2 separate regions of the Homo sapiens genome follow, and region 2 is linked to region 1. Evidence: read pairs that join two places in POLR2A ChIA-PET (ENCODE). Cell type or tissue: K562. All regions are shown on one strand. Each heading gives the region's core, and the rest is flanking DNA. Links, peaks and the distances in the headings are about the cores only.

The links. Peaks named below come from ENCODE experiments on the same cell type or tissue, not always from the same donor. Only the 100,000 strongest peaks of a DNase experiment are listed, where the experiment ranks them.
Region 2: POLR2A ChIA-PET joins it to region 1 with 5 read pairs; 3 of 35 experiments call an interaction of 5 or more read pairs at or near these places.

The regions. Positions count from the first base shown.
Region 1 is chr6:43,488,764-43,494,128 of GRCh38, forward strand. All of the region lies in intron 2 of TJAP1 (tight junction associated protein 1), which reads left to right. Among named protein-coding and RNA genes, the nearest start is that of TJAP1, 14 kb to the left of the region's middle. RefSeq lists enhancers at 880-1,473, 1,474-2,068. In K562, for the core only: no CTCF peak of the experiment used is centred there; no DNase peak of the experiment used is centred there.
Region 2 is chr6:42,984,863-42,990,227 of GRCh38, forward strand. It overlaps PPP2R5D (protein phosphatase 2 regulatory subunit B'delta), which reads left to right. Exons shown (of 16, transcript NM_006245.4): 2 at 4,749-4,826. Among named protein-coding and RNA genes, the nearest start is that of PPP2R5D, 3.0 kb to the left of the region's middle. RefSeq lists silencers at 1-66, 3,709-4,003. In K562, for the core only: no CTCF peak of the experiment used is centred there; DNase peaks (open chromatin) are centred at 310 and 3,129; H3K4me3 peaks cover 558 bases.

The sequences.
Region 1 (5,365 bases), core at 172-5,171:
GGAAGAGTTGTTGTCTTTTTTTTCTAGACAGTTGTCTCATCTTCATAGTCAGGCCTTGGCCTATTTGAGCTCTTGGGCTGTAGTCAGAGCAACATGGGGAGCCCAGTGTGTAGGCAATTATTGGAAGTGTTTCCTGTCTGCGTGAATCTTGATCCTAGGCTTGGGAAAAGGCCAGGCCCACCTCTGTGGCCAGGGTGGTGACTCTTCCCTTTTTGCCCTGAGTCATCAGAGAGCCTGCAGGGCTTCCTAGAACAGGAGAGAGGACCCCTCTCTTGTCTTTTCCCTGCCAACATCTTACCCTCTGCTAAGCATCAGTGGGTGTGGATATATGTGTTGCAGTCCTGTCCTCCCGCCCCAGGGGACACATCTTGTGGGGTCTCTGGAATGCCACTGCTTTTGCCTCATTTGCCTTGCAGTCTGTGAGCTAGAGGTGTCACTTCCCCCAGGGTGGTCTGGAGGCTTCATGGAAGAGTTGTTTCTGCCGTTGATGGGAGAGCTTCTTGCTCTGTTGCTCGTGTTGCTTGTTCTGAGAGGGGAGAATAGTCCCTGTTGCTCCTCTGGGGCTGGTTCCCTGGGAAGTGCCACCCCTGGCCAGGCGGCAGTGTGCAGCCCGTGCTGTTGACTGGCCCAGCTGTAGGCCAGGCACACACTGCCCCATTGTACTGTGCTTTCCGACGCAGCCCTTGTCATAGCCTCTAATCCTTGGGCTGCTTCTCTCCCAGCCCCTCAGAGCCTGTGGGAGGTGGTGGGATGGACTCTGCTGGCACTGGTGCGGGATGGGTTGCAGCTGCAGCTGTGGGTGGCTTTGTTCTTACAGCCTAGCTTTCAGAGTCCTGGTGCAGCCTGGCAGCAGTGTTTGGGGAACAGGCGAGATAGAGGAGCTGAGCCCCTTCTCCAACAGCCGTCCTCTCTTTCTGTTGACCAACCAGAGAGGCTTTTTGCCTGAGGTCAGCAAGCTGGCCTCCCTGGTTGGCAGGGGGAGTGCTTGGCTTCCATCTGGCATGGTTTCCGGATGGGAGAAAGCCCCTGAGGGTCTGGTGGTAAGTCTGCGATGCTTCCCATCAGGAGAGTGCAGTGTGCAGTGTGTCCCCTTGGGCATCCTGCAGCTTGCCATTCCTCTGCTTTCTCTCTGCAGCTCCGGAGTTGGGCTGCTCACAAACCAAGCTGTCTGTTTATATGGAGTGCCTGGAGGGCATCTGCCATGAGTCTGTCGCTAACTGCACTAACCAGGAGAGCTGGCTGGTTGGGGAGAAGACACTAACCCTGTGAGTCTGACCTCAGCCAGCTAACCTGCCCTGGGGTGCCACCAGCAGGGCCTCTGTCCTCCATCCTTCCCCGCAGCCTGGCTGCCTCCCTCCTTAGCTTATATCACGCCATCTCCTCTGCTCTCTTGTTCTTACTACTGCGTCCCTCTATTTTCCCAGTCTCCCTTTGCTGTGGGTGGGGATGTGCCCCCTTCACGGCCACCTGCCCATCACCAGCCTGCTGCTGGGCTCCACTGACCACCCCCCACCGTCACCCTTCCCCGAGTCAGCAGCGTGCTCTTCACTTCTCCCTTCATACAGAATTGGTTCGAGTTTCTGTTGAATCTGTGCTTTTAGCACAGAGTTTGAGAAGATCCCTCAATTACCATGCTGCTGCTGCTTCTCATGCCTCAGAGACAGATGAACTAGAGTGGGAAGGGACTTTTCTCCTAGATCAGATCATTTCCTCCCTTTATCAAGAAGGGAAGGTTGGATAGTGTCCCTGTTACTCTCACCCTAGGATAAGAAGTTAGGATCAGCTGCAAGGTTCTCTTTAGGATTGGGGAGGTAGAGGAAAACCTTGACCTGGTTCTGGGGAATTCCCTGGGCAGAAAAGTGAAGCTACTTAAACTGAATGCTGGGGCCCCAAACCAGGGACCCATGTGAGATGTCACTCCCATTGGTGACCGTTGCTCTGGGAGGTGAAGTTTGTCCCCCCCACCTCTTTTCACATCCGGAGTTTCTGGTGGACTTTAGCCATGAAAAGCTGGGAAGGGTGCCTCAGTAGAGTGGGGGCAGGACCTGGCTTCGGATTCCACACTGGGCTCAGAAAAAGTCCTGGCCTCAGACTGGGAGATGGGTGCGTGCAGCCTGGCTTGGAGAAGCTCCCACGCAGTCCCTTCTCCCTCCAGGCTTGGGAAGGAGAGGCGGGTCTGGAGATCATGAGAAAGTTGATTGCCTGTTGTTTCCTGGTGTTCCACACAGGTCACTCTAGATAGACTGTGGCTTCGGCTTCCGGAGGCAGTGTGGTGCTAGGGAGGCTGGACAGGGGGAGCTTGAGAACAGAAGGCTGCCTAAGTGGATTCTGTTCCCCTTGGGCTGGGTGAGAGAAGGCAGCAGCCTACCAGCACTGGGTGGGAGCTTGTAAATGGGAGAGGGTGTGTTATGGGCCCGGAGCGAGGAGGATAGCACTCCTGAGCGGGATGATGATTTCTCGGAGGTTGATAGATTAAGAGACCAAAGTTGGTGGGGGATATCCATGTTGACCAGAAATATCTGTTTGTTTTTTTGGGTTTTTTTTGAGACAGAGTTTCGCTCTTGTTGCCCAGGCTGGAGTGCAATGGCACGATCTCGGCTTTCTGCAACCTCCGCCTCCCAGGTTTAAGCGATTCTCTTACCTCAGCCTCCCGAGTAGCTGGGATTACAGGCATGCGCCACCACGCCCGGCTCATTTTGTATTTTTAGTAGAGACGGGGTTTCTCCATGTTAGTCAGGCTGGTCTCGAACTCCCGACCTCAGGTGATCTGCCCGCCTTGGCCTCCCAAAGTGTTGGGATTACAGGTATGAGCCACTGTGCCTGGCCCGATGAGAAATATCTTGATGAAAATGCACTACGTCCAATAAATGAATATATGTACTATGCAATATTAAGGATTTATAGTACTGATCAATATCCATGTGGAAATGAATTTTATTATATGATTAATAATAGTGAATGTATGATAGTTGATTAAGGAATAAACAATACCTATTTATATGCATGTGGATTGAGCTTATAATGTATTATATATGAGTGTACTATGTACAAATAAACATTTATAGTACTATATATTATTCATGGGGACTAGCAGTAATGCAGAGATGTTTAGGGACCCCAAATGGGGAGTTAACAAGCTGGAGGCTTTCTTGACTTGGCTCTGACCAGGAAAGCAAAAGGGCCTGGAGTTGAGGCCTGGTTGAGGGCCGGTCCTTCACTTTGGCCTTTCTTAGGAGAGGGCATGGGGTCTAATGTCAAATGCAGGCTATGACCTTGGGGATTTCTTGCCCTCTTTTTTTGCAGGGAGGGGTTGGTTTGCCTGGCTCTTTAGCCCCTTGTTCCTGTGAAGTGTTTGTCTGGATGTGAGGCCAGGTGGATAGACTTGGAAGTGTTTGCTCATGTGGGAGCCAGATGAGCTCTCACAGGTCACCAGCACTGTTCTGAGTCCTCAGGATTGCTTTGGGGCAGAATAATTCCCACTCTTTTTGGCTTTCAAAACCCTGTCAATCTGTTTGGTTTAGAGTAGGCAGGGGGCCAGGTCAGGGCTGCAGGCAACTTGTCCCAAGAGGGTGAGGTTGTACTTGCCCAGAGGGGTGGCGGGCATAGCTGTTGGAGGGGCAGCAGGGCTGGTCTGGGCACAGACTGACATCTTCTAGCCTTGTCTTCAGCCCAGAGCAGAACCTCTGCCCAGTCCCCACCCTATGAGCTGTTGGCTGCCTGCCTGCCACGCGCCCGGGATTGCTGAAGGCTTTACTCATGTATCTCAGGAACAGCTGCATGCCGGAAACTGGGGGCTGGTGGCAAGCAGGAGGGGTACCCCGGAGACGATGTGGGCGAGGCCGAACCCAGTTTTGGTGGGATCAGCCCACTGCTCTGGGGGACTGCTATTCATGGGGAGTCAGTGGGAGAGGGGCTGTATTAATGGTGCAAGGAGTGGGGATCTTCATGAGCAATCCCCAGGACCAAGGCCAGGTCACCTGGTTCCAGGGCTTACGCTTGCAGGGTGACCATTTGTGTTCCTTAGACATCAGTTGGGGGCAGAGACTGGATTTCAGAGGCTTGAGAAGCGGCCAGACTTGTGTGGCGGGAGTGTAGCTGACCCCCACTGGGGCACAGCTTCCCACAGGCTTGCAGACTTCAGAGACTCCACATCCAGCACTTACAGCTCAGGACAGTTCCTGAGGGGGAGGCCCCAGTCCCTGTGTGATCAGACATTTGTGTTTTAGTGGTTGATGAGGGGCTTTAGGAAGGGCTTGTATTTATTATTATTTATTTATACCCTGCTGGGTTCCAAGGGAATTAAGGTGGCATACAACACAGCTGGTGTATTCTGAAACGGCTGGGTGTTCCTTTCATTTTAAAAGCAGTAGCGATTACTAACTTCCGTTTGACTTTGCTTGGTTGAATTATGAAGAAGAGCTTGGATGATTTTCATGGTAATGTGTGGGCCCTTCCTGATTCAGAAGGTTGTGTTCATTGACTCCTTAAGGTCTCTCACTTGCTTGATTCATTGACAGCTGAGAGCAGAAAGGCTTCGTAGTAGGTTCAGAAATTATCTGAACCCAGATAAACTGATGGGGCCACAATTACCTGAAGTAGGTATTGGTGATGTGGAGAGTAGGGAGGTAGTTGCTCTCTAGGGCAAGCTAGCTGCTCCAGGATCAGGAGAGTTGTGGAGTGAGGTAGTAGTGCAGAACGTGGGGAGCTGGAGATGTTTGGTGGGGAAGGCTGAAGTTGGAAAAGCCAAAGAACCATATCCAGTCTGGATTCCTGTCTCCCTCTCCTGGGCTGGTGTTGAAGGGATGGCCTCAGCCTCAGCTGGGAGAAGGATGGATGCTTGAACCTCCTTTCCTCTTCTGCATCTCTGACTTTGCCTGAGCTTTAGGCAGAACCCCGGAAAGGATGGCAGAAGGGAAGTGGGACGGCATCTTTGGCTCTTGGGCTGGAAACTTTTTGCTGTTGCTCCTATGGGTGCTTGCTGGGAACGGTAAGATAGTATATTGGGGAGCAGCAGGATTCTGAAGAGATTTCTCTCTCATACCACTCTGTCTCTAGCAACAGCAATCTTCCACCACGGTGGAAGCCCCTGATCAAATATGCGTACCCACAAAAGGGAGCAGGTATAAGTCCCACCTCCTGGTTAAAGAGTGATGCTTGGCAAATTTTTTTCCTTTTATTAAAGGACACTGCTCAGCCAGCTTCTGGTACAGATCATGCCTTACACCTATTCTGTCTACACTCTGCTCAGCTGTTCAGAGGGTTCACAGTGCAGCTCTGCTGTGCGTGCCGAGTCCCATTTCTAATGAAAGTAGACTTTGTTCTCTGAAGGCAGCTAATCATGCCCCATGGGCTGTAATCAGGGAGA
Region 2 (5,365 bases), core at 167-5,166, 500 kb before region 1:
CCAGCTTGTGCCGCAGCTAGGACAGCTCCCCCACCTTGCCCCGGAGAGACTCCCCCCACATACACCTCCCTCCCTTCTTCCCTTCTCTTACCCCCGGCCCAGGGTAACCTCCTTCTTCCAGATCTGCCCCATTCCCAGGTCACTGTCCTGCTTTTTCTGTCCCCCCCATCACCCCTGGCCCCGATCCCCCTTCGGTTTGGGCAGCCCCTCATCTGAAACTGCACCTTCCTCCAGAATTGCCCCCTCGCCCCGCCCTGAGCAGCCCCTTGTCTCCTCTTCCTACCCGCCTGGGACAGCCGCCCCGCAGTCCCCTACGGCCCCTTCTCTTTCCATGCCAAGCCCCTGACCTAGAACAGCGCTGCTTTCTCTCTCCTCCACCCAAATCTGGCCTAGGCCCCTCCCTCTAGTTCTTCCTTCACACACAAACTTGTAAGCAGGACTGAGCCCTTCTGTTGATGGAACCTCACAACGTTGGTGCTGGAAGGGACCTCTGAGCGCATGCAGTGCAATCCCTAATGGTACAGATGAGGAGACTGAGGCCCCGACAGGGCAAGGGACTTGTCCAAGGTCACACAGCCTGCTGGAGGCCCAGCTGCAATATCAGGTCTCCTGACTTAAAGGCCTCTTTTGTATCAAAGCCCTCCTAACTGTCACCCAAGTGCATCCTAGACCAGTCACCTTTCCTAATCTGAGTAGGCTCCTCACCCTTATTCTTAATCCTAGGATAACCTTTGCATTTTTCCTTTTTTTTTTTCTTTTCGCACCAGTGCTGGATTTCTGCCTTTCCTAAGCTACACCATCTTCAAATTGGGAATTTGTCCTCACTGTCAGATTATTGTTCCTTCTTAGCCTGCAGGCCAGCCACCCCTGAACACCCATGTCTTTATCATGATGTCCTGACACAGGCCATTTCTTTTTTTTTTTTTTTTTTTGAGATGGAATTTTGCTCTTGTTGCCCAGGCTGGAGTGCAATGGCGCGATCTCGGCTCACCACAACCTCTGCCTTCTAGCTTCAAGCGATTCTCCTGCCTCAGCCTCCCAAGTAGCTGGAATTACAGGCATGCGCCACCACATCCGGCTAATTTTGTATTTTTAGTAGAGACGGGGTTTCTCCATGTTGATCAGGCTGGTCTTGAACTCCTGACCTCAGGTGATCTGACCCCCTCGGCCTCCCAAAGTGCTGGGATTACAGGTGTGAGCCACCGTGCCTGGCCCACAGGCCAGTTCTTAATGTTGCCTTCTTTCACCTTCCTCATCTACCTCGGTGCTGCCTTCCCCTGCTCCTCATCCGTGCCTTTTTCTACCCTCTGTTTCCTGCTGTTGCTGAGGTCTGACTCAGAGGTGTGGTTCCTTTGAGGTACAGACTCACACATAGGATGCTAGGATACCAGTTCCAGCCTCCCCCAGCTTCTCCTCTCCTGGGGCTGGCCCTTTTTGGTGGGGGTTGGCTCTGGCCTGGTGTTCTGGCCACCTGCTCGATGACCCCAGAGGTATATTGCTTTCATTTGCCCTCTGATTGGCTGGGTTACTGGGCTGCCATCTCTGACCTTTTCAATCAAACTTTTTCTCCTGGGGCTGTTCTGTATTTGCCAGGCAGCTCTGATTCTGAGTTGTCCCCTTAACCTTTCAGGGCCTGAGGTTCTAAGTACAGGGTTGGTGATGGTGTACTAGATAGTGAGCCTCCTGGGAGTAGTGAGCTGGACAGGGTTTTGTGCCCCACCCAGGCCCTGTCCTTGGGGAGTGGGCATGCGGAGGTGGTTTGGGTAGCTCAGTCGTAGACAATGCACACAGAAATCAGCCACAACAGGGGCTAAGGGAAATGGAATTCGGGGAAAGCTGGTGAGGTCCCCACCCATTTGTAATTTTTAGTCTGTTGGACTAGATACTGTCCCATCCACAGAAAGCAATAGCCTACTAGATTGTGAAGAAGACAAATTGCCAGTGAGATTTGCTAGGACCATGGGTGTAAACGTTTGGTTGGGAAAGGGTGTTGGAAGTAACGGGGTGCATGGAGCCAGGCATAACTCTCACCTCCCTATAAGGTTTTTCTGCTCTTGATTTTCAGTTGCATTTGGCCTTCTTCAATGGTTGGCAGGCTCTAAGGGGCAGGGGGGTTGCCAGTGTGACTGAGGTTTGTCTGGATGGCTGTGGGTGGAGGATCTTTATTGCTCATCTATGACCTGTCCCCTCTCTCCTGGCCATCTTTCACAGCTTCCTCTCTAAAGCCTTTCTGAGCCCTCAGTCAGGAGTGAACTCTCCTTTCTTTTCTGGATTTGCAGAACACTTAGTAGGCCACTTATGGTCCTTTTGTGTTTGGCCTTGGATGGGAATTAATTGTGGACAAGACTTTTCTTCCCCTTTGAGATAATAACTAAGTTTCATTTTGGTTTGACAACTCCTTTTCACACGGTAAGTACGTGCTTAGTGGATAGGTGCTAAGATAATCTCTTGGAGGGATTCGCATCTCTCCTCTTCCTTCATGTTCTCCTCTGGGACTTACCTCTTTTATTTTCCTGAGTAGGGTGCCCCTGCCCCCTCCGATTTTTTTCTTGTTCATAATAATAGTAATAACATTGACCAGCACTACGGTTTTCATGTGCCTTAACACTGTGCTGAGGGAAGAGGGTATTATGATTGTCATCATCTAATAGATGAGGAAACTGAGGCTCAGAGAGGCTAGTTAACTTGCCTGTGATTACACAGCCAGTAAGAGTTGGGCCCAAAACACAGGGCTGAGTCCAAACATGTTCTTTTAACCTCTGTGCTACACAGCATTTGACTACTGAGCTGGGCTGAAATGTGTGTGCTTCACCTGTTCTGCAGGAGCCAGGGAGCAAGGGTGGTAGGCCTGGTTCCTCCATGCCCACTCACACCCACACACTAAGGCAGCTGGATCTCTCTTAGGCTCATTCTTTGAAAGATACGTCTGAGGCATCATGCTGAGTGCTGTAGGGTGGGTGGAGGGGTACAAAAAAGAATAAGCAGCTTATGGTCTAATAGATTGGAGATGTATGAAGATGGGTCAGCTTTGTTCAAGGGGTTCATGTCTGGGGTGTGTGCAGACACCTCAATGTTGTGTCCTGCCTGCACCCTGCCCCCGGCCTATTTCTCTCCACCCCATGCTCTCAGCCACTGATAAGGGTCAGTGTGGCCAGCTGGGTTAGTATACAGCAGGAGCGTGCTCAGGCCAAAGAAGGAACTCCTTCCCCCTACTGCATGGAGCTGCTCTACACCACACCTTTCTTCCTCCCCACCTCCAAGAAGCCTTCCCCCTACTCCAGCCCACACAGAGCTCTCTTCTCCCTGAAATCCTTTTGCCCCCATAGTCACAATAACTCGATTTAACACTTCTCACTGAAGGGGCTTGGCTGCTATTGAATTGCACAATCTCAGAGCTGGAAGTGATTTCCAAGATCCTCCAGTCCTCATTAAAGGCTTGAATTTCTTTTGCAACATGCCTTACAGGAGGTCACCAAGCCCCTGCTTGAATGTTCTCAGGGGTTGGGGAGCTTTCGGCTTCACTAGGTGGCCAGTTTTAGTGCAATTGCTCCATGATAAAATTCTTCCTTGTTTGGAGCTTCAGGTGGCTTGCAACTTCAGCCCATTGCTCTCGTGCCTCTGGTCCATATGGACAAGTTGCATCCAAGGCATCCAAGTTGCATCTTCATTTGTTTAAGATCCATCTTGCTTCTCCATCCCTCATGACTCCTCCCTTCCATTGTTAACTATCCCAGTTCCTGCAGCTGTTGGTCTTGGGACATGCCTTTGAATCCACTCCCAGTATGGGTTGCATTTCCCTCTAAGAAACACTAGGATTTGTCATGGCCCCTCCCAAGCCTGATGCTCATGACTGAACCAGATCCTCCAGGATAGCCCTGTCAGTGCCAAGCAGTCTGCACAGGTCTTTTAACAAGATGGAAGGTCACATGAGCTGCACATGGATGATTTGTGTTGAGCTTGCAGTCAGACCTAAATCCCCAAGTCTTTTTCACATTTTCCCTATCCTGTCCCTGTGCAGTTGCTTTTTTTGGCTCGAAGCATAGGAAGAGATGCTGGGCAGGCCAGGGCTCTGAGCCAGCTGCCAGGTTCCCAAAGGAGACTTCAGACTAGTGCTCACTCTTTGTAACAGTTCAGGGTTTTACCCCCATCCCTGTCTTAGTGCTTGTCAACTGAGGTGCTCTTGGCATTTTGAGTGGGACAGTTCTGTACCTGTTAGCATTCCTGGGCCTTACTGATTAAATGCTGAGTAGCACCCTCTTGTCTGTGCGCTATTTGTGACATCCAAAAATTGCCTCCCAGTCTTTCCAGGTGGCTGTGAGGGGAGAGTGGTGACTCCCTGCACTCCAGCATGAAAGCCTCCGGCACACCTTTGACCACTTTAGCCAGAAACCAGTGAGCAGCTGTTCCCTGATGCTTTTTCTTTAAGCCTCCTCACCCTGGTTCTGACCTGAGCAAAGGCCCTCCCAGGCCCAACCTCTGCACCAGCCTGATGAGGTGAAAGATGGAGCATTCTCACGCTGAATTAGTGTGTGTTTGGGGTGACTTCCTAACCAGATTCTAAACTCTTTGGAGGGGCTGAATCTCCTTCTGCGTAGATCCCTCCACCCACCCCAGCTCCGCACAAGGTAGATTCTAATTGATTGATTCAACTGGACAGAGGATATTTGCAACAAAGATCTAAGGGAGCCAGATAAGACCTCTCCCTTCTCCTGGCATCTGCTAACTTTACTTTCATCTTTTCCTTTCAGGAGCCCCCCAAGGTTGCCAAATGCACAGCCAAGCCTAGCAGCTCGGGCAAGGATGGTGGAGGCGAGAACACTGAGGAGGTAATGAATGTAGGCGTAGCCTTAGATGTGGTGCAGGTGCCACCCGCAACTCCATGATGGCTAGTTGGGTAGGGGATCCCAGGGGGTGAGGCAGAAGGGAAGGCTTCCATATCCTGGGAGGGACCTGGACAGCCCATCCAGACTGCCCTCAGGCAGGATTTACCTTTGGTTGGTATAGACCAAATACATTCTCTAGTTCTTCAGACTCCCCAGAGATTCCTATGAAAGTTGTTTCTCTGCTTACCAACTTGGAATGTTGAGAATTCCTTTTTCTTAGGGCAAAAAGCGGGAGGTTCTGGGATCCTGGGCAAAAGGGGAAAAGTCCACAGACACTTGATGGGGTAACAAGTGACTTCAGCATGGCTCGGGTGGGGCAGGGGATTGGGAGGGGCTGGTGTCCCTGAGTTGGGCCCAGCTGGGCCCACTGCCCTTGGTCCTGATTGAATGGCAGCATGACTAAAAGACAGTCCTGAGCAGAGTTCAGCGCAGCTTAGCAATCTCGGGTTATAAAGCAATAAACAGCAAGCCGAGAGAACACC